Regions from separate parts of the Homo sapiens genome. Here region 1 is linked to region 2. Evidence: chromatin loops called from intact Hi-C (ENCODE). Cell type or tissue: chondrocyte. All regions are shown on one strand. Links, peaks and the distances in the headings refer to the core of each region. The heading gives the core; the rest is flanking DNA.

Region 1 (8,981 bases), core at 141-8,140, 380 kb before region 2:
TTTTCTAGTGGAAGCTTTTTGGGAAACTGAACAGACAGTACCTGGAAACATAAGAGCATCGGTGAGAAAAATCCAGGCAAACTGTGTCCAGCAACACGGTACCTCCCCTGGGCTTGTGGGCGGGGGCCCCTCTGCTGAGCATGACGTTGCTGGGGGTGGAGGCAAAATCACCCAAGCCCCAGGTCCCGCTCAGCCGAGGAGGCTCCAGCCTCCGAGGTGAGTCTGCGGGACGCCCACACTCCAGCTGCTTCAGGGCAAGTGTGAAGGAACTCCTGTTTGCTGAGGAGTTTCTCCATCAGATGCCGTGGCAACCTGAGAGGGAATTCCATTCCCATCTGCACACAAGGGCTGCGCAGCCCTCCCATCAGCCTGTGCCATGCTCTTCCTTCAGCACCAGGAGAGGATTCACTGGGCCTGAGGACACAGGACTGAGGACATCCTACTGCTGGGTTTTCCCTCAGGTGCTGAAGAGCACTCAGCAGTTTTTTGTTTGTTTGTTTTTTTGAGATGGAGTCTCGCTCTGTCGCCCAGGCTGGAGTGCAGTGGTGCGATCTCAGCTCACCACAACCTCCACCTCCTGGGTTCAAGTGATTCTCCTACCTCAGCCTCCCGAGTAGCTGGGACTACAGGCGTGCGCCACCGTGCTCCACTAATTTTTGTATTTTTAGTAGAGACGAGGTTTCACTACATTAGCCAGGCTGGTCTCGAACTCCTGACTTTGTGATCTGCCCGCCTCAGCCTCCCAAAGTGCTGGGATTACAGGTGTGAACCACCGCACCTGGCCGAGTTCTCGGCAGTCCTGAGGAGTCAGGCAGAGCCAATTAGCACAGGCTCAGGGGGAAACCGAGGTGCTCAAGGGTGAATAGCCCCGGCAAGTAGGTGGCAGCACTGGCAGCCCGGAGTGGGGCCGGGAGGAGGTGCTTCCGGGAGGAGGTGCTTCCGGGCGGCCATACCTTGTCAAACAGGGCAATGTAGAGGGAGAACCCGAACCGGTCCTTGAGAGAGATCTTGTCGGCCAGCGCGTTGCAGAGCTCCTTGGCCGTGGTTGCCGAGTCCGTCAGCAGGGTCTTGGTGGTCCCATCCATGAATGTCACGGGCAACATGATTGGCTTCTTGGACTTGGTGGCCTGGAAGTGCCCCAAGAGGGTTTGTGGGGTCCCTTCCCTTCAGACCTGCCTGCCCCTCTGGACTTTGGCTCTCTGCTTTCTGTGGGGTTGGAGGTGCCCCAGCACCCCAGGCCCCAGTACCTCACTGGGACACTGCTTGTCCCTGTCACAGGTGTCCAGGGAGCCCTGCTGTGCACCCCACCCCAATGGGACCTTTAGGACCCCTGAGCCAGGGCCTGGGGCTGAGAGGTCAGGCACTGCCACAGGCCAGGGGTCTCTGCTATCACTTCATATAACCTTCACCATGTGGCAGGTAAAGGCATTGAGACACAGAGGGAATCTCCTTTGCCCAAGTCGTCTTGACCGTAAGGCCAGCAAATGGAGTCCCTCATCCTTTGGGGGCTTTTCTGTTCCGATGGGCCTGGGGTTCCAGAACTTGAGGGTAGGTGTCTGAGGAACCACAGAATCTCAAAGCAGGGAATGTTTCTGGGGCACTCGAGTGCACTGGACACACACACACACGCATTTACACACGTGCGCACACATGCACACGAGCACGTGCATACACACGCACGAACCTGCAGCTCCAGCCAGCTGGGCGGCTGTGTCCGTGTCCCATTGACAAAGGTCCTTCTCAGGCGCTCCTCACAGTACGGGGCGTAGCCGGGCGGGCCCCCGTGGATGAAGTTCCGCAGGTACTGCAGCCAGAGTACCCGCTGAGGCGGCCCCTGGGGCTCCCCATGTGGATTTTGAGGGCAGCCGCCAGGCCCTCCCGGCACTTGGAGGCCGCTCCTCCAGGCCAGGTTGCTTTCTGTGGCTTCCCTACCCTCTCAGCTCCACCATCTATTTCCAGCCACGTCTGTGGCCTCCCCCACCTCCCGCTAGCTTAGCCTAGTGGCTCCTCCCCATACCCCTTCACAGCACCAGCCAGTCGGGTCGGTCCTGCCATGACCTGCTCCACTCTGACCCCAGCGCCCAGGGCCTGCCCCAAGACGAGGGTGCAGAGGGCCTGGGACACGCTCCTGTCAGACTCAGCCCCCTCCTAAGTAGAATGGGGCTGAGGGGAGTGTGGGGAAAAGAGGTGGCTGCCTGAGAGGAGGGGGTGCCAGGAAGATGGGGCTCAGTAAGGAGTGGCCGGGTGGGCCTTGTGACCAGGCCCTTTGGAGCCCCTGGCTATTGCTCTCCCCACAGTGCTGGGACAGGGCCTAGCTCCCCTTCCCACTCCAGGAGGCCAGGCACCTTCCTACCTTGACAAACTTCTCGGAGGGGGCGAAACAGCCCACGCAGAGAGACACGAGAATCCAGCCCCGGGCATAGCTGCTCTTGGAGGGGTTGTGGGTCAGCTGCTTGCTGATCTGGCAGTAGATCTCGTCCCTGGGCAGGCAGCAGGGCAAGGGAGGGGGAATCACCCCACAGGAACAGCCCCGGTCCCCACCTCCTCCTAGCAGCCAGTGGGACGCCACACAGCTGTCCTCTCCAACTTGCCAAGACCACCCGGGAGGAGGCAGAGTGAGGCTGGGTGGCAGGGCTGAGCCAAGGGCTGGGGTCTGGCTTTGGAGACAGGATCATCGGGCATAAAGCACCTCCCCAACTCCAATCCAGTTCCCACAGCCAGGGCCCCACCATCCAGGGTGGTGCGTATCCTGCTCTGGGCTCAGCAGCCGCAGCCACAGCCACAGGTGACCATGCTAATGAGAAGCACAGTCCCCGCCTCTGCCTCGTTCCTAACCAGCTGGTGGCCCAGGCAGGTGAGTTCGCCTCTCTGATCCCAGCCCATAGTCACGGCAGCAGGTGCAACTTCTACCCATGGCAACGGACAAAGCGGAAACAGGAAAAGCATCCTGGGGTGTCACTGGGGGATGGAATGAGTAGGGACTTTGTCTCTGGTATATTTCTGTAATGTGTGAATACTTAAGGGGCCATGTATGACTTTTGTAATGGGATGAAAACAATTAAGGTAATTTTTTGGTGTTCATTTTAAAGGAATCCTTACAAGATTGCTGTGAAGATGAATGAGCCAAGGCTTATGACACACCTAGCACAGTGCCAGGCACAGTGAACCCCTCATAAATGCCAGCTGCAATTATTGCTGGGCTTGTTCTTCTCTTCTGCAAACTGAGTACTCTAAGACTGCAGCCTGCCTGTTCAAGGACAAGGGCAGGACACATGACGATGCAGTGTCCGCCAGGGGGCACTCACTGCTGCTCTTCTCTCCCAAAGGATGGCTGGGATTACCTAATTCAGTGGCTCAACAGTTTTGAGAGTTTATAATTTCAAAGAAAATTCTGAAGTTACCCATTTTTTTATCATGATAAATGAGAACATTTATAACACACACAACCTGCCCACTATCTAGATCCCAATTATCTCATAAAACAAAGGTAATTTTAAATTTCCAAACAGTAGGAGGGCAAAGTCTCAGAGCAGTCCTTTAAAGAAAACAAGTTTAGCTTCAGAAACATCCCTCCTTTTCCCACCTTGCCACAGACTAGTGAGATATTATCACCTGCAGCTGGGAGTCTCCACTCACTTTACAGATGGGGAGACAGAGGCTGAGAGCAGGGAGGGATTAGCCGTGTGAGGCCCCTCAAGGAGTTGACACCCCAGCCTTTGGACTCTTGGTTCAGGGCTCCTGGCACCGTGTTTCCTAGAAGTGTCAGCTTTAGGTATGATGGTGAGATAATTTGGAGGCAAATTCTTGCCCCTGAGACACGCCTGCAGCAGCTGCCTTTTCCTCCTGTTGGCAGGTGGCCCTGGGCAGTGTGGCCACCCCGGTGAGGTAGTGACTAGCCTTGGGGAGATAAAAACGGGGGCCTGATAGGAGGCAGGAGGCCTAGTGACCCCTGGGCAAATCTCTTCCCTACTCTGGACCTCAGTTTCCCCATCAGGAAAGTGGGGCTTGGTCCCTGCCTCATCCTGCTGTCCTCCCAACCAGCATGCACACATTCATGGCATCAGCTCTCCCGACAGACCTGTCCTATGCAGAGACTGTTCTCAGAAAAGTCCTAGCCCTCCTCTCATCAGCTGAGTTGATTTTTTGGTGGCTCCTGGTGACTCCTGGGTCTTCCCTTCAACTCCCCAAAACCCCAGGGACCTGGGTAAAGGCCTCTCCTGGCCCTGTGGGGAAGGAGGTACTTGCAGGATTCCCAGGCACAGTAACCTTAACCGTGGGCCTAGGGTGGGTGACTGGAGGTGAGCTGGCGGCAGCGGGGTTAAAGCAGGAAATGCATGTTGGATGATGATGATCAAAGCTACCATCTACGGGGCGCTTACTATGCTCCAGGTCTGGTGCTACACAGTTTTCATAGCTTTATCTTCCCACAAGCCTATGTATGAGGTAGCTACTGCAGGCACACCTCATTTTACTGTACTTCACTTTATTACACTTTGCAGACATTGCATTTTTTACAAATTGGTTTATGACGACTCTGCATGGAGCAAGTCTACCAGCACCATTTCTCCAACAGCATGTGCTCACTTCCCGTTTCTGTCACATTTTGGCAATACTAGAAATATCTCAAACTTTATTATTATATTTGCTGTGATCTGTGATCACTAATCTTTAACGTTACTATTGTAATTGTTTTGTGCACCATGAATCGTGCCCATAGAATATGGCAAACCTAACTGATAAATGTTAGATGTGTTCTGACTGCTCTACCAACCAGCCATTCCCCCATCTCACTCCCTCTCCTCACGCCTCCTGATTCCCTGAGACACATTCATATTGAAATTAGGCCAATTAATAACCCTAAAATGGCCTCTAAGTGTTCAAGTGAAAGGAAGCGTCGCACATTTTTCACTTTTAATCAAAAGCTAGAAATGATTAGAGAGGAAAGCATGTTGAAAGCCGAGATAGACCAAAAGCTGGGCCTCTTGTGCAAAGCAGTTAACCAACTTGTGAATGCAAAGGAATAGTTCCTGAAGGACATCAAAAATGCTACTCCAGTGAACATGCAAATGATAGGAAAGTGAAACAGCCTTATTTGCTGATATGGAGAAAATTTTAGGGGTCTGAATAGATCAAACCAGCCACAACATTCCCTTAAGCCAAAGCCTAATCTAGAGGAAGACTGTCTCTTCAATTCTATGAAGGCTGAGAGAGGTAAGGAAGTTGCAGAAGGTAAGTTGGAGGCTCACAGAGATCGCCTCATGAGGTTCAAAGCAAGAAGCTGTCTCCAAAATATAAAAGTGCAAGGTGAAGCAACAAGTGCTGGTGGAGAAGCTGCAACAAGTTTTCCAGAAGGTCTAGCTAGAATCATTGATGAAGGTGATTACACTCAACAGCAGATTTTCCATGTAGATGAACCAGCCTTCTATTGGAAGAAGATGTCATCTAGGACTTTCATAGCTAGAGAGAAGTCAATGGCTGGCTTCAAGGCTTCAAAAGACAGGCTGACTCTCCTGTCAGGAGCTAATGCACTGCTGACTTTCAATTGAAGCCAATGCTCAGTGACCATTCCAAAAATTCTGGGGCTCTTAAAAATTATGTACAAGAGGCTGGCTGCAGGGGCTTACACCTGGAATCCCAGCATTTTGGGAGGCTGAGGTGGGTGGATCACAGGGTCAGGAGTTCAAGACCAGCCTGGCAACATGGTGAAACCCCGTCTCTACTAAAAATACAAAAATTAGCTGGATGTGGTGGTGGGCACCTGTAGTCCCAGCCACTCGGGAGGCTGAGGCAGGAGAATTGCTTGAACCCGGGAGGCAGAGGTTGCAGTGAGCTGAGATGGCGCCACTGCACTCCAGCCTGGGCAACAGAGTGAGACTCTGTCTCCAAAAAAAAAAAAAAAAATGATGTACAAGGAGACGAATGTTATTTTCATGCCTGCTAATGCAACATCCATTCTGCAACCTATGGATCAAGGAGTAATTTTGGCTTTCAAGTCTTATTTAAGAAATACATTTTATAAGACTATTGCTGCCATAGATAGTGATTCCTCTGGTGGATCTGGGCAAAATCAATGGAAAAGCTTCTGGAAAGTATTCACTATTCTCAGTGCCATTCAGAACATTCATGATTCGTAGAAGGAGGTCAAATTATTAACATCAATAGGAGTTTAGAAGAAGTGGATTCCAAACTTCATGAATGACTGAGGGGCTCAAGACTTCAAGAGGAAGTAACTGCAGATGTGGTGGAAATAAATAGCAAGAGAACTAGAATGAGAAGTGGGGCCTGAGGATGGAACTGAGTTGCTGCAATGTCATGATCAAATTTCAGTGGATGAGGAGTTGCCTCTTATGGAGGAGCAAAGAAAGTGGTTTCTTGAGATGGAATCTATTGGTGAAGATGCTGTGAACATTGTTGAAATGACAACAAAGGATTTAGAATATTGCATCAACTTAATTGATAAAGCAGCAGCAGGGTTTGAGAGGATCGACTCCAATTTTGAAAGAAGTTCTACTGTGGGTAAAATGCTGTCAAACAGCATTGCATGCTACAGAGAAATTTTGTGTGAAAGCAAATCTCACTGTTGTCTTATCTTAATAAATTGTCGCAGCCACCTCGACCTTCAGCAACCACCACTCTGATCAGTCAGCAGCCATCAACATCAAGGCAAGACCCTCCAGCAAATAGATACAACTTTCAGATGACCATTAGCATTTTTGGCATTAATTTCTAATCAAGATGTCTACATTTTTTAGACATAATGCTATTTCATACTTCATAGACTATAGTATAGTATAAATATGACTTTTATATGCACTGGGAAACCAAAATATTTCTGCAGCTCTCTTTATTGTGATATTTATTTCTGTGGCCTTCAACTGAACCTGCAATATCTCCAAGGGATGCCTGTTTTAGGATTCCCCCTTTACAGACAAGGAATCAGAGGCTTAGAAAGATGAAATAACTCCACCAAGGTCCTAACTCCACCAACTAGCTAGCAGCGAAGCCAAACCCAGGCCTGCTTGGCTTAATCTCTTGCTAGGTTGACAGAGGCACCACTCAGCCACCAAAAGACTTTCAGGCCCTGGTGTCCCCGCCTCCCGGCACTGACCGGAGTGCTGGCCGCAGGATGCCATTGCCGATGATGAAGTGCAGCTTCTCCAGGTTGGAGGTGGGCCGGTCCTCCAGCATGCTGTTGCCCTGCACTGTGGACTCCCCGTCATGCAGCCTCTTGGTCACCTGGGCCAGAGGGAGAGGACAGGGCAGGTAAAGTTAGGGGTGTTCCCCTGCCAGCCAGGGCACCAGCACCCGAGGCTGCCTGCTCCCCAGAAAACAGAATCTAAGGAGTGAGCAGAAGAACTGGGCTCCCCATCACTGTCATTACCCCTGCCACGTGCACAGCAGATGCTGGGCCAATAACTGGCCCACACAGCAGGGGCACACTGGCCCGGTGCCACCCACTTCTGGGGACAGAGCTCCTCTGGCCACCTCCTCGATACCCTGCACCCCACACCCCACCCCAGGGAGGTCCTCTCAGCCAGGACAGGGACATGATCCTCTGACTCCAAGCGGGACCCCTATCTCTCTGGGGTGCCCCCGCCAACATAACTGTGGCACCTGGAGTATACTCCAGGTTCCAACCACCAGTCACCACCACTCTGTCACCAACACCCTTAGCCCCGATGTGACCAGCCTCACACCAGTTCTTATGAGATGTTTCTCCTCTCTCATCCCACACAGCCCACAGCACAAGCCCCGAGCTCTGCCCAGAGGATGTAGGGTGAGTGAGAGGCGAGCGGCAGGAGTGGGTGGTGCAGACAGGGAGCACCACTGAACACCCTCGGCTGCCATTTCTGCCTTCTTCCCAGGACCCCACGGAGTGGGCATTTTCTTCCCTGGGTCCCTTGAATACTAAGCGGCAGAGGTGGGATTCAAATCTGAGGCCACACACCTGCAAGGCTGGATTTGTGCCTCAGGTGGGGACAGGACAAGGGCAGAGGTGAAGTGGGAGCCCCTGACTCTGCAGTGGAGGAGCTGGGGAGGCTTCCTGGAGGAGGTGACCCCAGGCAGAGAAAGGAGGAGTTTCAGGCAGAGGGACTGGCATGTGCAAATGTGGGGATGGGGGCCTGGCCCCCAAGGCTGTGAATGCCTTGGTTTGTGTCTGCCTCTCCAGTGTATCCTCCCCTGCCACACACACACCAGCCTGGACAACCCCAGAGCACAAGGGCTGGGACAGTGCCCAGAAAAGGCAAAGTGACTGAAGAATGAATTCAAATAAATTAATCCTGTTCATGCTCCATGAGCACTCTTGTTCCACAGAAAGCTCCCATGCCTCAAAGGTCCTTGGACCAAGTGCCTCGGGTCTGTGCCCGGCTAGAAGTGTATTCCCTCTCAGCTGTGCCGCTACCGGCCTCCCCTGCTCAGTGCCCTCTGCTAGGAAGCCCTTCCCACCCCCGGCCTGAGATCCCACCCTCTTCAGACACTCCTGTCTGCCTGATCGCCCACCAACCCACTCATGTTGTCCTGTCCCTGGCCAGCCAAGACCCCTGAGGACAGACAGTGTCCACTCCTGCTCCTGCTTCCGTGGGCCCCCAGCTCAGCTGTGCTCCAGCCTAGGCCACCTAAGGCAGCCACCCCTGGGCTGCCAGACCCCCAGCGTCTGCCCTCACCTCCTCTGTGAGCTTGGACTTCTTTTTCAGAGTCAAATGCACCAGCTTGTGCCTCACACTGCTCTTCTTCTGGCCCTCGGGGAGCTGGGCCTGCAGGACCAGCAGGGATCAGGGTCAAGTGGCTGAGCAGAAAGCAATGTCGAGACCCCCGACAGCAAGACTTTGCGGGGAACCGTCTCGCTTCCACGTGAAGCTTACAGGGTGTCCCCCACACTGCCACCGTCCACCTGCTCACCCCTACCCTTGCACCCCCACTAGCCAACTGGCAGTCAGGAAAACTGAGACTCAGAAAAACATAGTACGGGAGCTGGCTCC
Region 2 (17,030 bases), core at 4,540-12,539:
TAAGAATTTCTTACCAGTCAGACTCTGGTCTCTGTCTCTCTCTGCAAACTGGTTAAATAAATGGTAAAAGTCACTGTTTATCTCCTCTGCAAAGTTTTGATTAATACAGAAAAAGAATTCTGAGGCTGGTCTTAAACTGTAGTGAATCCGGAGTGCTTTATGTGACTTTCTATACTGTTCTGTTATAAAGAGGGGCACCTTAGGATAAAATGCATGCCTGGGAACCTATAGGCTCGCTATTCAAGGCTGCCCAGCAAACTGGTCAGTCATGTCCTTGGGAGCTTGACCTTGTAACCATGTGGCCATGCTTTCTCTTTTCACAATGGCGGCCCAGGTTTAGGTTTCAATTCCTGGCTTAGGGAATGAGTCCTTTATCTTCTGCCTGTCTGTGTATTTATATGTGTTGTGTGTGTAATGTAAAAGAGCTTTAATTGATTGGTTTAATAATAATAAGAGTGTTGTGGGAAGTCAGGGACCCTGAACGGAGGGACCAGCTGGAGCTGTGGCAGAGGAACATAAATTGTGAAGATTTCATGGACATGTATCACTTCCCTAATAATACTCTTATAATTTCTTACACTTGTCTTACTTTAATCTCTTAATCCTGTTATCTTCGTAAGCTGAGGATGTACATCACCTCAGGTCCACTGTGATGATTGCATTAACTGTACAAATTGATTGTAAAACATGTGTGTTTGAACAATATGAAATTAGTGCACCTTGAAAACGAACAGAATAACAGTGATTTTAGGAAACAAGGGAAGAAAACCATAACGTCTGACTGCCTGCGGGGTCGGGCAAAAAGAGCCATATTTTTCTTCTTGCAGAGAGTCCTATAAATGGACGTGCAAGTAGGTGAGATATCGCTAAATTCTTTTCCTAGCAAGGAAGATTGATACTAATACTCCAGGAAGAGAATTACATTCCTGGGGGGAGGTCTATAAACGGCCACTCTGGGAGTGTCTGTCTTATATGGTTGAGTAAGGACTGAAATATGCCTTGGTCTCCTGCAGTACCCTCAGGCTTATTAGGGTTGGGAAAAAACCCCACCCTGGTAAATTTGAGGTCAGACCAGTTCTCTGCTGTCAAACTCTGTTTTCTGTTGTTTAAGATGTTTATCAAGACAATACGTGCACAGCCGAACATAGACCCTTATCAGGAGTTCCTGATTTTGTCCTTGCTCTGTTTCCTCAGAAGCATGTGATCTTTGTTCTCCTTTGTGCCCTTTGAAGCATGTGATTTTTGTGACCTACTCCCTGTTCTTACACCCCCTCCCCTTTTGAAATCCCTAATAAAAACTTGCTGGTTTTGCGGCTCAGGTGGGCATCATGGTCCTACAGATATGTGATTCACCCCCAGCGGCCCAGCTGTAAAATTCCTCTCTTTGTACTCTTTCTCTTTATTTCTCAGACCAGCCAACACTTAGGGAAAATAGAAAGAACCTACATTGAAATACTGGGGGCGGGTTCCCCTGATATAAGAGCTTAAATATTTTGTCAGAAAAGTAGAAAGTGTAATGCCTTTTTAAAAATTTTATTTTATTTTTGAGATGGAGTCTCTCTCTGTCGCCAGGCTGGAGTGCAGTGGCATGATCCCGGTCACTGCAACCTCTCTCTGCCTCCCAGGTTCAAGTGATTCTCCTGTCTCAGCCTCTTGAGTAGCTGGGACTACAGGCATGAGCCACCACGCCTGGCTAATTTTGTATTTTTAGTAGAGATGAGCTTTCACCATATTGGTCAGGCTGGTCTTGAACTCCTGACCTCAGGTGATCCACCCTCCTCAGCCTCCCAAAGTGCTGGGATTACAGGCATAAGCCACAGCACCCGGCCATCCAATGCCTTTTATTTAGTTCATGTGACTTAAGTAATCTTTGGGAACAAAGACAGTTTTAAAGATTATTGGTAAAATAAAAATATCTTCAAAAATTGTAAACATTTGGCTTAAATTATGCAGGTCAGATACTAGGTTTGCTAAATACTTTAGGTCATAAACTGCTTCTTTGACTTTTAAAAATTGTTCAATTTATTTTGGAGCATTAGATTCTAGATAAGGCCTGGGGATGTGTGAAATTAGCCATGCCCCCTAGCTATGCAAAGAAGGTTATAAAGAAAAGATATTTTACATACGAAAGGATCTTATATGGTAAATTTTTGTCCTAAAGTAAAATAATTGGTTGTTTAAAAGAGGAATGTTTAGGACAAATCAGAAAGTCCAAGCATGTCATACATCGTCTGTGTATGTCATGAAAGAATTTATGAAAGAGAATTTATGCAAGAAATGTACTATTTAAAGGTGATTAGGCCACCTAAATGCTTCATAAAATGACACCATGACTCTTAATTGTACAACCTGCCTGCTTTACAGCTAGGTAAGACCTGGGACATGTGGAGTTAGACACTGGAAGAAGTCAGACTTTATTTGCACTTCTGTGTGGGTCCTAGGCTCCACACCTTGTACATAATTAAAATCCTAAACTTGGCCGGGCGCAGTGGCTGATGCCTGTAATCCCAGCACTTTGGGAGGCTGAGGCAGGTGGATCACGAGGTCAGGAGATTGAGACCATCCTGGCTAACATGATGAAACCTCGTCTCTACTAAAAATACAAAACATTAGCTGGGCGTCATGGCGGGTGCCTGTAGTCCCAGCTACTCAGGAGGCTGAGGCAGGAGAATGGCGTGAACCTGGCAGTCAGAGCCAAGATCATGCCACTGCATTCCAACCTGGGTGACAGAGCGAGACACTGTCCCAAAAAAAAAAAAAAAATCCTAAACTTACCAAGGTTTTCACTAAAAGTAAAGTTGCAAAGAGTTAACATTGTAACATGTAATCAAGACTACTGAAGAAACTGTTTTACATGCAAGGTGTGTAAGAAGAGTAAAATGTGTTATTGGTAAAAGATTATAAGAAGGCATGGGAATGTGGATTTTTTTTTTTTGCCAAGTGTTAAAGAATTGTTTTAAGTTAAGATAAATCTAAAGGTTTGAACAAGTTGTGGAAGGTTTTTAAAAAATAAATCTTATAAAAAATTCTGTGTGTGAAATATTAATATATGTTCCAAAATTGTATGGGATTTCCAAAATTCTAATATGTCTGAGTATATGCTATCAATCATAATTATGGTTATTATGTTAACTGATTGTAAACCACAGAAATAACTAAATTTCCTTGTATAAAGCTACTAATCCAAGTAGAACAAAAAATTAATTAAATACTAAGAAAATATTTTGTCAGATTTTCATGTTAAACCAGCTGATACTGAAATTGTTTAGATATACAATTTGAATGAACTCCATGGTCTAAGTCAAATTACTTATGATAACCCATCAGTTACCAGTGCTATTCAAATAATTTGAAGAAACAACTGGTATTCAAGAGGATATAAGTCTAATGTTAATTAAGCATGGACTCATGGAGAACCAGGATGACCACCTTGTCCTTCTTGAGTCCTTCAAGGTTTTATTATTAAAAGTTCTGCATTCCACAACTCATCATGGAAAAGATAAAATGATCCAAATTGAATATATTGGTGTGGTGACTTATACATTGCTAAAATAGTTTATAACCAATGTTTGGTCCCATATTTCTGGGAAAACAATCAAAGCTTCAGGTACATTTGGTCACCTGATGGGCCATTTAAACATTTTATAAAGGAATTTCTTTCAATTGTTATTTTCTTTTTTCTTTTTTTTTTTGGGGAGTCTCTCTCTGCCACCCAGACTGGAGTGCAGTGGCATGATCTCAGCTCACTGCAACCTCTGCCTCCCAGGCTCAAGGGATTCTCCTGCCTCAGCCTCCTGAGTAGCTGGGATTACAGGCACGTGCCACCACACCCAGCTAATTTTTGTATTTTTAGTAGAGATGGGGTTTCACCATGTTGGCCAGGCTGGTCTCGAACTCCTGGCCTCAAGTGACTGGCCCACCTCAGCCTCCCAAAGTGTAGGGATTACAGGCATGAGCCACTGCACCCTGCCTCAATTGTTATTTTCAATGCATGTTTTCTGGTTGTATAAAAGCTTTCCGATGCAAGAGGGCTGATGTTATAACAGTAGATTATTATGCTATGGTATATTTTCACCAGGTAAAGAAAGCTTTTTATGGTTTGGATCTTCTGAGAACATCAGAGAAAGACTGTCCTTGCCATCCACACTACAGCAAAATTTTGGGACCTTGAACTTTGGGTTTATAATCTCACAACTGAGAAGGGTCCCTCCACATTCTTGGAACTGTATATCCATTGGAATCCTTAAGGTAAAGCTAACTAGGGAAGTTTCTCCCCAGAATAAGATGGCATACTTGATGTGAACAGCTTTTCCCAGGATCATGAATCAAGACTTCTCAACTATCATGAGATCCTTATCTTTGAATATTTTTTTCCTTGCCTATGCCACTACGAATAATAGAAGTGGAAAAGGGGTCTGTTATGTGCACTTATGGGGTATACTTTTATTTGTGAAGGAGTTTGCAGCTAGTCTTATACATGGATAACCTTGTACTTTGATAGATAAAAGATGGAGGCCCAATGTAGGTGAGAAACCTTAATGGTACATACATTGCCTCACAATCAGTCAGAAACAGAACATTGGTTCACTCCTCTTAATGCACATCATAGGTTAAAGAGAACATTGTCAGGAGGCCTTCACTCTTCTAGAAGGGCATCATTAGTTAGGTCCTTTTCCATGGTTTGGAGTAAAATAAGCAATGATTAGAAATGTATCCCTCAAGATAGGCTCTATAGCAAATTCTACTGTAAAGGCTACAGTTACACAACAGACTTTAAGTTCTCTTGTGAAGGTTATGATCGAATTGGCTGAACAGAGAAGTATCTGTGAAGCTGCTGGCCCTCATGGCCTATGGAAAAAACATTGGGTATTATAGAGATTCAGTTGTAGCAGATTAACGAAGACCCTGCTTAGTTAAGTGAGTAGACTCTTTACGTAGCTCATTCTTTAATCTATTTAATTTTAGGAGGTTTGGTTTATGGGGACCCTGGGTAAGGAGCATACTCCAAACTCTTGGTATTATCCTCCCAATAGTCATGATAATAGTCTCCCTGGTGCACTGTATTCTCTCAGACATTTTAAATATTTGCATGCAGCCATCTCTAGAATGTCAGATGGTCTCTCTTCAACTGGAATGACAAGAGCTGAAAGAAATGTGTGACCATGAGGACACCATAACCTATGAATGATGTTCTGAGACTAGAAACCCAAAATGATGGTAACTGAGAGTGGTGCTAAGGCCGTAAGTTTTGGTCACGTTCTCACCTAGGTGAGAACGTGACCAAAAAGGGGTAATTTTTTTTAAACAAAATTATGGGAGGCCATTGTTTTGAACTGAGCTCATGCACTAGGCCCCAACAGACCAAACCAAACCAAAATGGAGTCGCTCATGTTAAGACTTTAAGGAAACACATAGATCCTAGAACAGATCACAGACCAGGTTTTGTTATTCTCCTGCAAATCTCTATAACAAACATTCCTGACAGCAAAGGTACCCAGCCCCTGAAGTTCCCATTAAATCTTTTAACCAAATTCATTTCCTCTTACTCAGAGACCATCAAGCTTCAGATGATCATGCAACATGGGTTCCAGCCAGTTCCAAGTGAAGAGACCACCCCCGGCCATCAAGGAACTATCCTCCCTCCACTAAACAGAGCAGGGCTAGCGTTCCATGATCCCCAATAGGTAGGGACTATGCCCTAAGCCAGCATAAAGTAGTTAAAGAAGAAAGACCATCCGTTCCTCTGCCTTCTATAAAGATTTATGGGGTCACATCTCTCAGGGGAGAAATAAGGCAGGAGAATATGGTCTGGAGGCAGGGAACCTAAGGCCAATTCATGCTGGACTTCCTAGAAGTGAATCAAATGGAAACACTTCAGCTATGACAGGGAATATCCTCTCCATTTACATAGGGCATACACCGAGTATCCAATGGAAACCTCTAGAGGGTATTTAGACCCCAGGAAATTCTGTAATGGGGCTCTTCAACCCCTATGCTTGGGCCACTCCCACCCTGTGTGGTGTGTACTTTTGTTTTCAATAAATCTCTGCTTTTGTTGCTTCATTCTTTTTCTTTGCTTTGTGCGTTTTGTCCAATTCTCTGTTCAAGATGCCAAGAACCTGCACACCCTCTACCAGTAACACTCCTGCCTCCTGGCCTCCTTCCTGGTGTCTTCCCAGTGACCCACTCTCACCAGGCCAAGGAGCAGGGACAGGGTTCTCCTTTCCTCTCTGTCCTCATTTTTACAGGGAGCGGAGAGCGGACAGTGTTAACAATGCAACTTCCTCACTAGGTTTTTGTGAAGATCAAACATATCTGGGACATCCAGTTGCTTTGAAACATTACATGCCATTCAGGTAGACAGGAATTACTCATTTTATGATTGTTACTTTTAGTTTCTTTTCCTCCATAATTTCTGGCTACACTTTGAATTAAATTGTTTTATCAGCGCCCCCTGCTGAGTGCCAATGAAATAATGACCCAATCCTAACTTGGGATGGATTAGACCTAACATGTAGCGGGCAGAGAAAGCCAAAGGACTGACACTAGCATCGCACCAGTACTGACCAGTCAAAACCGACACGGCGTCATGTCCTGGGATGTGCTCCCTGAACCCCAGCCTCAGGGAGCGGAGGAAGGAACCCCTCAGTGTGCCAGGCCCTGTGACGGGGGCTCCAGCTGATTACCTTGGTAACTCTTTCAGCAGGCTCTGAGCTTGTTAGAAATGGGTTGTAAACAGTGTTCATGTCCCACGCTTCTGTGACGCAGCTTGAACATGGTAGGAATGATTGAATTCAAGGTACCCCAGCTCTCTGCCACCCCAATTTGAGGAGCAAAATACCTTCCCTGCTGACCTACCTTTATGCCTGGGTGCCTCCACATAATCAATTTTTTTGTTTGTTTTTGAGACAGAGTCTCGTTCTGTTGCCCAGGCTGGAGTGCAGTGGCGCGATCTCGGCTTACTGCAAGCTCCGCCTCCCGGGTTCATGCCATTCTCCTGCCTCAGCCTCCCGAGTAGCTGGGACTACAGGCATCCACCACCACACCCGGCTAATTTTTTGTATTTTTAGTAGAGATGGGGTTTCACCGTGTTAGCCAGGATGGTCTTGATCTCCTGACCTTGTGATCTGCCCGCCTCAGCCTCCCAAAGTGCTGGGATTACAGGCGTGAGCCACCGCGCCCGGCCAATTTTTTTTATTTTTATTTTTTATTTTTTGAGATGGAGTCTCCCTCTGTCGCCCAGGCTGGAGTGCAGTGGTGTGATCTCAGCTCACTGCAGCCTCTCTCTGCCTCCTGGGTTCAAGCAATTCTCCTGCCTCAGTCTCCCAAATAGCTGGGATTACAGGCTTGCTATTTTTTTTTGTATTTTTTGTTCTTTTAGTAGAGATGGGGTTTCACCATGTTGGCCAGGCTGCTCTTGAATTCCCGATCTCAAGTGATCCACTGGCCTCGGTCTCCTAAAGTGCTGGGATTACAGGCATGAGCCACAGCACCTGGATGCATAGTCAAATACTTTTAGTTAAAGCTCTGAGGTCCGTGTTAAAAAGCCAAGAACTCAGGAGGGGAATATGCCATGCTCTCATCTGACGTGAGCAGTGGCCACGTGATGTTCTTGGTCTTACCCTGTGCTGAGCGGGCTCTGTGGGGATAGGGAGGAGGCCTGGACAGGAAGGTCAGAGGACCCAGGATTTAAACTGGCTGGGTGACCATGAGTGGGTTACCCAAGGAGGGGAAGAATGCAGACTTGAGCTCTTGGGAGCTTTCTCTGATGAGCTTTTGGATCCCAGGGCAGCTGTCCTTGGCCAAGAGAACAACCAAACAGTTGAGACAAGTCTCTGGTCTGGGCTGAAGCCTGCGTCAAAGTTGTTGGACTAGCACTCTGGGATTCCATTTCTGATTCTGTATGTCTAATCTTTTGCTTCCCATTCTCTGCATTGAGCAGTCTGTTTGTGGGCTCTGGAATCGACAGACTCGTTTTTAAAATGTAGAATCTGTCACTTATCGGCTATGGGACCTTGGGCAAATTACTTAACCTCCCTGAGCTTCCATTTTCTCCTCTGTAAAACAGCTTTATATATAGCGAGAATGAATAAGTCAATACACACAAAGTGTACATCTCAGCGCCTGGCACCGAATAACCTGTCATTTCATCGGCAAGTTTTATTTTTATTTTAAAACAGACCCAAATTCCTACATTTCTTCCTATCTCCACTGCTACCATCAAGTCACTCTCATCTCCTTCCTGGTTTATGGCAAGGACTTCCTAATGGATCTCTCTGCTTCTGCTCTGGCACTCACAGCCAGGGCAATCTTTGTAAAGTGTCCCCAGAGCCTGTGTCACCTCTGTCTAAAGGCCTCTAATTGGCTTCCTGCTGTGACTGGAGTAAAATCCGCAGCACTGACAGTGGTCTATCCAGCCAGCCTCGCTGCCCTCAATTCTCCCATCAAGCCCCGGCCAGCCTCGCGTCCTTCCTGAGTGTGCCAAGCTCACTCACTCCTTGAGGTCTTTGCACCGAGATTTCCTCCCTTGGAAAAGGTTCCTCAGGTCCCCGCAGGGTTGGCTTCCTCCCTTCTTTTAAGTCTCAGCTCAAACGTGAGAGTAGCACCCAACCGCGTTACCTCTGCCGGCACCCCCGTCACCTCTACTGTGCTCCAATTTGCCCTCTTTGTAGCATTCACCATCTCCTCACTTACTTAGATGCCCAGGCACCCATTTACTGTTGGCCCTCCCCGTAGATGACCACCTCCATGACAGCAGGGACCAAGGTGGTCTGTGGTCATGGCTCTTTCCCCAGTACTTGTCTTTGGGTCTGGACACAGGAGACCCTCTAAACTATTTATTGAATTTTATTTTACTTTTTAAAAAATATTTATTTATTTATTTTAGAGACAGGGTCTCACTATGTTGTCCGGGCTGGTCTCGAACTCCTGGACTAAAGCAATTCTCCCATCTCAGCCTCCAGAAGTTCTGGGATTACAGGCATGAGCCACCAGGCCCGGCCTGCTGAATAAACATTATTTTTTAAATTCTATAAAACACCAGGTTGAAAGTTCTTTTATCGGAGGGGAAGATGTGAAAGTGGAGTCCTTGGTGGCTGCTGAAAACCGCTGCTCATCAGACTTCTGCGTCTGAGCTTGCCCTTCGCTTTCCTCTTGTGGGGACCCCTCTAACCCCCGGCCTGTGTATAGAGCGACAAGCCCGGCACAGGGCAGGGAGAAAGGGAGCAATGGGCGGGCGGAGAAAGGAACGGGAGTGTCTAAGGCAGCGCCCTCTGGTGGGCACAAACTCCGTGACAAGTTGGAGACCTGCAACACACTCCGCCCGCAACTCCATTCTTGCAAGTTTTCACCTAGTTTGCCCCTCTTGTCAGATGGGAACTCAAGCTCGTGCCCTGCCTATGCAGTCACTTTTCACCTTGTATTGCAGTCATTCGACTCTCCCATGGGATGGAAAGCCACTGGGGCCAGGGCTGGCTCTAGTCCATCTCTGGATGCCCCATGGCTAGGACTGTGGTGTCTCTGCCAAACACATGGCTTTCACGTGTATGTGGGGACAAATCCTGCACGCTGAGACCCAGGGGCCTACTCCCTGGGCTGCCCTAATCCTTTGAGTCACTCAGCATGCTGTTGGCTTTGTCTCAGAGTTTTATTATTCTTGTCATCTCTCACCCCATCCCCTAGAGAAAGGGCTTCCCACCAAATGACTTAGCCTCCTGCCAGGGCTAAGCAGGCTCCTCCGGCAGGTCTACCAATCAAGTTATTATACGCAACCTTTTTTTCTTCTTTCTTTTCTTCCTTCTCTCTCTCTCTGTCCTTCCTTCCTTCCTTCCTTCCTTCCTTCCTTCCTTCATTCCTTCCCTCCTTCCCTCCCTTCCTTCCCTCCTTCCCTCCCTTCCCTCTCCTTTCCTTCCTTCCTTCCCACTCCTTCCTTAATTTCTTTCTTTCTTTCTTTTTCTTTCTTTTTTTTCTCCTTTCAACTCAAATCACTCTGTGGAGAGCAGGAAGCAGACATAATTTGGGACAGGGCCTCTGAGTGTAAGTCCCAGGCCCTGCCACCTACTGTCTGGACATCGTTTTCCTTGACTGTGAAATGGGCTGATTCTAAGCCCTGCCCTGCTGTCCTCACAGGAAGGCTGCACAGAGCAAATGAGGTGTGGTATGAAATGGAAGATCCATGTCAACTTTAAAGTGTGGCCCAAACCTGATTATGCAGTAAGATCATCTGGATTTGCTTGTTTTGAAAAACTGAAAACTAAGACTCCCTACCCTCTCCCCACACACGGGGAAGTTTTAAAAGTATGTGACATTGAAGTCAAATTCTGGAACATTTGGGAAAAAATGAGATTTCTGGGCCTTTCTGATGTTTGGTGAAGGCTTGTGCTTTGAGCCACGCTGCAGGCAGCATGGAGCTGGCCCCAGCCTCTTCCGTCTTCACAGGGCATCACAGGCCCTCCTGGCTGAAGGAGCCTCAGAATCTCCTAGGCTGATTCGTCTTATGGCTGGGGAAGGGAGCAGGCTCAGAGAGGTGGGACTCACCTCTCCACAGGCAGTGGGGCTGCGGCGGGCTGAGTGAGGCGGGGCACAGACTTAATGGCCAGCAAGAGTTGGAGCAGAAGTGGGTCCCGGCCAAGGAGCTGGAGAGGCAGAGGTGGAGCCTCACAGGGGACTCCTACCCTAGCCCAGCTCCAGGCCTGTCTGTGCACATACCTGCTGCCTGTGAGGAGGGGAAAAAGAGAGAGCAGGGAATGGGGGTTTCCCTTGCAGAGGAACTGGAACAAATGCTGGAAGTCTCAAGAGCTGGTTTCTTGGTGGTTTCTTCCACAAGCTTGCTGTGAAGCCTTGGAAAGGCCACTTACTCTCTCTGGTCCTTCATTTCACCATCAGTAAAACGGATATAACAGACCCATTTATTAATCCTACAGATATGAATCGACAACCAACTATGTGCTGGGCACCAGCCTAGGTGATATGGACCCTGTGGGGAGCAAGGCAGGAACAGTTCCTGCCTCTGGGGATGAGTGGAAGCTGGAAAAATAAACACAAAGTAAATATGATGAGCATCACTCTGAAGGCAAGACCAGGTACTGGGCTGGCACAGAGGAGGAACGTCTAACTTTGCCTGTCGTAGGATGAGGGGAGGTGGTTAGGGAGGGCTTCCCAGAAGAGGTGGCATGGCAGCTGAGGTAGGAGGGATGAGTGGGAGCTAATCAGGCTGGTGGGTGCGAGGACAGGGAAGCATTCATTCCTCCCCCTCTCCTCCTCTATCCTTGAGGTCACCCTTCTTTAGAACATGTTAGCAAAGGATGTCTGTGTAGTCACTTCTGAGGTCTGTTTAGAATCCAGACTCACTCCCACATGCCCAGCATGCACCCATTCTGTCCCCTCCCCACCAGCCTCACGTGTCTGAGCAGGATGTCGAATGTTACCGGTGGGTGGGGCAAGTCCAGGAATGACAGTGTTTGTGTCTGTGTGTGGGGAGAGTATTTAAAGCTTGCACTAAGTATGACTTTGCCCACAGTCTGCGGGAAGCGCCCAAAAGCTACACCTTTCCCAGGGTCCTCTGGGAGTGCTGGTCTGTCCCCTCCACCTCCTCCCCTCTGAGCAGCTTCCACCTGCCCCCACACAGTGACTGGCCTCATTTAGCCTCAGTTCCCCTCTTGGGAGTCCCTTGGTCCGATGGAAACAGGACAGTGAGCCTGGCGTGGTGGCTCATGCCTGTAATCCCAGCACTTTGGGAGGCTGAAGCGGGTGGATCACCTGAGGTCAGGAGTTCGAGACCAGCCTGGCCAACATGGTGAAACCCCCATCTCTACTAAAAATACAGAAATAGCCGGGTGTGGTGGCGGGTGCCTGTAATCTCAGCTACTTGGGAGGCTGAAACAGGAGAATCGCTTGAACCCCGGAGGCAGAGGTAGCATTGAGCTGAAATCATGCCATTGCACTCCAGCCTGGGAAAGAAGAGCAAACTCTGTCTTTAAAAAAAAAAAAAAAATCCGGGCACAGTGGCTCACGCCTATAATCCCAGCACTTTGGGAGGCTGAGGCGGGTAGATCACAAGGTCAAGAGATCCAGACCATCCTGGCCAACATGGTGAAACCCCGTCTCTACTAAAAATACAAAAATTAGTTGGGCTTGGTGTCACGTTCCTGTAGTCCCAGCTACTCAGGAGGCTGAGGCAGAAGAATCACTTGAACCCAGGAGGCGGAGGTTGCAGTGAGCCCAGATCGTGCCACTGCTCTCCAGCCTGGTGCCAGAGCAAGACTCCATCTCAAAAAACAAGCAAACAACAACAACAAAAAACAAGACAGTGAGTTCAGGTCTTTATTCTTCCTGATCCCAGTGGCAGGTGGGGAGAAGGGACCCATGGAGAGTCCAGGAGGGAGAGGTGGGTTTGTCTGGGGACTGGGGAGGGGTCCGGGAGGAGAGTGCAAGGTTACCTGGAGGGGCCATGCCTGCTGGGTGGTCTTGAGACAAGAATGTAAGGAGATGCGCTCAGGGCAGCCCCTCATATGCTTTCAAACACCAGGCAGCGTGCTTCCTTCAACCGCCCCTCTCTGCCTGCTCCCCTCAGCTGGGTTGTTGTCAAGGAGGGTGGCTTTTTCATTTGGCATCTTTTCTGCACCTTCAGCTGCCCAAGTCCCAGGGCTTCATGGAGGTTAGCAAGTGGGGAGGAGTGGGGGAATGGGGCTGGGGGAGGCGGAGGCTGTGGCTTTGGTTGTTTCAGTCATCTACTGACATATAAGAAACCACTCCAAAGCACGATGGCTTAGAACAGCAACCATTTTATTTACTCATGATTCTGCAACCAGGGCTGGGATGCGCTGGTTGGTTCTGCTGGGTTTGTTGTGGTCACTCGTGGGCGTGAAGCTGGTGACACAGCTGGGGCCTGATGTCTGCTGGGATATTGGAAGGTTGAACTTTTCTTTCTCTTTGTAGTCTTAGAACTGGCACTGAACCACTTCTGCATTGCACTGATTAAAGTCACAGGCCAGCCCAGACTCAAGAGGAGTACAAATACAAGGGTGTAAATCCTCAGAGGCGTGGGTTCACTGGAGTCACGAATATAAAAGGATATCACATCAGTTGGTGGAGAAGGCAGCATATATGTGAATAAAAGGCCCTACCCTTCAACTACCTTCTCTATGGATCTCACGATCTTGCCTCTAGCATCATGGTCTTAACAACTGTTATATCAACACACTACCTTAAAAACATTTTTTAGGGTATAACACATTTTGAGAGCATGCTCAGGTACCCCTTGCACCCCATTAGTTAGAAAATACCCCACTCCCGCATCCAACCCAGACATCTCATCTCTATCCCCTGATCACACTCTTGGTATCATGAGTCCTTGCCTATCTAGGAGGGGCCTTGGACGACAATCATAGCTTACGCCAAAGGGAAATGTGGAACTGAAGGCAGAGACTGAGGCTATTAGGGAGAATAAGAAGAGTGGAAGGTTTTCTCTCCATCTCTCAAATCACAGCAGGTCAGTGACTGCCATCTGTGACTGCCAGGCCTGGGGAAACAGTGGCAAACCTGCCTCAGGAAAGGGGCATGAGGACATTTCCCAAGCACTGTGTCTTTAAGAGTGTTGGGCCAGAAGGCGGCTGTGTGGCTGGGTGGTGTTGAAATGTACTGGGGCACAGGGCAGGACGTCTTTTTAAACAAATTCCTAAGCATAACAGCTTCCATGATATCACCCCCTGGGAGCTGATGGCCACTAAAGAAACCCTGGTTGAGAATATTTTGAGCCACAGAAAACTTATAAGTTTGACTAAAAGAAGAATTTTCAAAATAAATAAATAATGTGACGTCTATGAACACTTATCATACACAGAGCACTGTTCTCAGGGTTTTAGGAGCATTAGCTTATTTTCAACAACTGCCCTGTGAGGTAGCTACTAGACCTCCATTTACACATGTGGAACTGAGGCTGAACGAGGGGCTGAGAGGCTCACCCCGGGACACCCAGCTGTGAGTGGCAGAGCCGGGCTTGAGCCCAGGCAACCTCCCTTTGGAGCCTGTGCCTTGGCTACTAGTTACACTGCCCTAAGGAGTCCCTGCCTCAGGCCTTCACCTGATTAGGGAACCTGGCTTTTTACAGCCAAAAGCAGGGCTCTTTGCCTTTCTTAACCTGAGGAGGAGGGCTGGCGCCTCCATTCATCACTTCACTTTGGAAAAGTTGCTGCTTCTGAGGCTCAGCTAGTAGAAAATTGTTCCTGAGTTGATACTTCTGGTATCAGACCAGTTTCTCTTTTTCTGTGTCTTCCTGTATCATGTATGTAATTATTTCTGTGTCTTCCTGTATTATGTATGTAATTATTTATGTGTTACATATACATATGTGCATATATTAAGAAACATGGCAGGGCACAGTGGCTTGCACATGTAATCTCAACGCTTTGGGAGGCTGAGGTGGGAGGATTTCTTGAGCTCAGGAGTTCAAGACCAGACCTTTTCTACTAAAAATTAAAAAATTAGCTGAGCATGGTGACGTATGCCTGTAGTCCCAGCTACTCAGGAGGCTGAGGCAAGAGGCTTGCTTGTGCATGGGAGATTGGCTACAGTGAGCTATGATCACGCCACTGCACTCCAGCCTGGGTGACAGAATAAGACCCTGAAAAAAGAAAGAGAGAGAGAGAGAGAGAAAGAGAGAGAGAGAGAGATAGAAAGAAAGAAAGAAAGGGAGGGAGGGAGGGAGGGAGGGAAGGGAGACAAAAAGAAACATGAATGTGTTTGTACCTCCAGTTCAGAACACTTTGACTATCTAATGGATATGCAAAAGAAAATAATAAATAGGTTTGGGAACTAAAGAATAAACACAGGGGGAATTTCCCTCCAAGCTCAACAAACACAATAATCCCTGTAGACAGAACCACTAGTACTTAAATAAATAAAGAGAAGAATAAACACAGGGCATGTGACTTAACTGGATAGACATTTGCTGTCGTTAGAAGCCGAGCTATGGACTGACATTGGGTATTGATGCACAGAGCAAGTATAATTGCAATTAGCTACCAGTGAACACTGGGCACTGATATACAGCAGACACTGCCTCCAACAGACATTTTCCCTTTGTGGATATTGGTCATTGGTGGAAGCTGTCATTCATATGATAAACATTATATATCAACCAACATTTGCACCCTGGTGAACGTTAGCCAACAAGGAACACTGAACATTGATGGGCAAGGTCCTATTAGCCTATGATGACCTCTGTTGTCATAGACAGTGCCCTTGGTGGAGATTAGGTATGAGTGGGCTTTAGCGCTGGTGGACTTTAAATTCTGTAAGCACATAAAGTGAGCAAGGGGCAGGCCTCTGCCCCCCCATATTCCTGGCAGTCCAGAGAAACAGCCCATGAGCTGGTTTGGTGGCAGCTGGGTGGTAGAATCCACCTCTTTAGCTGCCTTTTCCCTCTGAAAGCCTTTTGGCCATGGCAAGGTGGGGAAACCAGGGGGTTGTGTGATAACGACAGAGGGACATTCCTGCATTTGGAAGAGTCTAACTGGCTCCCTGAACTACAGAGGGATTGGATTACACACAAATCCACACCTACTCTCTTCTGCCATCCTGACCAACACTGTCTGGGTGTTTGCCCCTCCTCTAGAAATGAGATGATCAAATGGCAGCAGGGCTGGCTTCATGGGCAGTGAAACCATAGAAAGACCCTGTGCTTGGTTTAATGCTCTGTTCTTGTCATCTTGAAATCCTAATAACTTTGAACAAGGGGCCCCACATTTTCATTTTATACTGGGTCCCACAAATTACATAGGCCGTTCTGAAGCACAGAATCCTGGCCATGGACCATGGGAACTTACTCGTCTCTGGGCCTCAGATTCCCCATCCGTGAAAAGGGGCCAGGAGAGAAAGGACTTTGACTTTGACCTTTGGCTTTTTATACTCTAAGATCTAGAATCCACAGTCTGATCGGAGCTATGTAGAACTGCATAACTTCTGCAACTTATTTGAAAATAAAAAATAAATGGAATCCCAGTGCTTTTTGGTTTATCAGTGCACCTCTACCCTCTCTGATTCATGGGATTTACACAGCTGGCCCGGCCCCTGGGGTAGGACAAGGAAGAATGTGAGAATTGCCACCTGACAGATAAAGCCTGGCCTATGCTGGTTTCCTCATCTGTATGGTGACAAAAACACCTGGTGCAGTTGTGAGGAGATGATGGCATGTACACAAAGCATGAGGAACACATAGCCATAGCTGGCCGCTGCATTACTGTGAAAGGCATAAAGAGGCTGGTGACCCTGCTGACCCATGGTGGTGAGCTGGGCCACAGCTGACGGTGAGTACCTACTCCATGACCCTGTGGATTACCGGGTGTCGTTCTGTGATTCTACAGTCCCAGAACTTTACAAAATTCTTCAGTTCTGAGTGCGAGTTATAAAAAACAGACTCAGACTACATGGCTCTGTAATCTACTTCATAACTCCATGGTTGGATGAGGGCGGGAAAGAGCACTTAGAGGCTGCCATTTTGTGCCAGGCACCGTACTTGGTTCTCTACAAATGTTACTTCATTTCTTCTACACACAGTCCTGTGGAGGGAGATATTTTCCCTCCCTCCCTCCCTCCCTCCCTCCCTTCCTTCTTTCCTTCTTTCCTTCTTCCTTTTTTGCTCTTTCTTTCTTTTCTTCCTTTCTCTCTCCCTCCCTCCCTTCCTTCGTTCTTTTTTTTTTCCAGGGTCTAGCTCTGTCACTCAGGCTGGAGTGCAGTGGTAGAATCTCGGCTCACGGCAGCCTCAACCTCCCAGGCTCAGGGAGGTATTTTCTCTTTCTTTGTTTGTTTCTCTTTCTTTTTTGTCTTTCTTTTATTTTTATTTTTCTCTCTTTGCTTTTTTTTTTTTTTTTTTTAAACAGGGTCTAACTCTGTCATCCAACCTCCCAGGCTCAAGCTATCCTCCCACTTCAGCCTCCCAAGTAGCTGGGACTACAGGCGTCACCATGCCCGGTTAATTTTTAGATTTTTAAATTATGTTGCCCAGGCTGGTCTTAGTCTTGAATTCCTGAGCT

What was found. Peaks named below come from ENCODE experiments on the same cell type or tissue, not always from the same donor. Only the 100,000 strongest peaks of a DNase experiment are listed, where the experiment ranks them.
Region 1: it touches region 2 in a loop (5-fold over the local background); 2 of 110 quality-filtered maps call a loop at or near these places.

The regions. Positions count from the first base shown.
Region 1 is chr11:77,182,843-77,191,823 of GRCh38, reverse strand. It overlaps MYO7A (myosin VIIA), which reads right to left. Exons shown (of 49, transcript NM_000260.4): 26 at 8,667-8,756; 27 at 7,109-7,236; 28 at 2,354-2,480; 29 at 1,685-1,804; 30 at 954-1,127. Among named protein-coding and RNA genes, the nearest start is that of MYO7A, 59 kb to the right of the region's middle. RefSeq lists enhancers at 1-80, 81-582, 8,711-8,981. In chondrocyte, for the core only: CTCF peaks have their summits at 3,054 and 3,282 (motif pointing right); DNase peaks (open chromatin) are centred at 3,283, 7,173, 7,523 and 7,933.
Region 2 is chr11:76,799,833-76,816,862 of GRCh38, reverse strand. It overlaps LOC124902720 (a long non-coding RNA gene), which reads left to right. Exons shown (of 3, transcript XR_007062789.1): 3 at 4,079-4,162. Among named protein-coding and RNA genes, the nearest start is that of TSKU, 25 kb to the right of the region's middle. RefSeq lists enhancers at 6,308-6,397, 9,319-9,368, 9,449-9,498. In chondrocyte, for the core only: CTCF peaks have their summits at 6,261, 6,461 (motif pointing left), 9,034 and 9,266 (motif pointing left); DNase peaks (open chromatin) are centred at 9,272 and 10,568.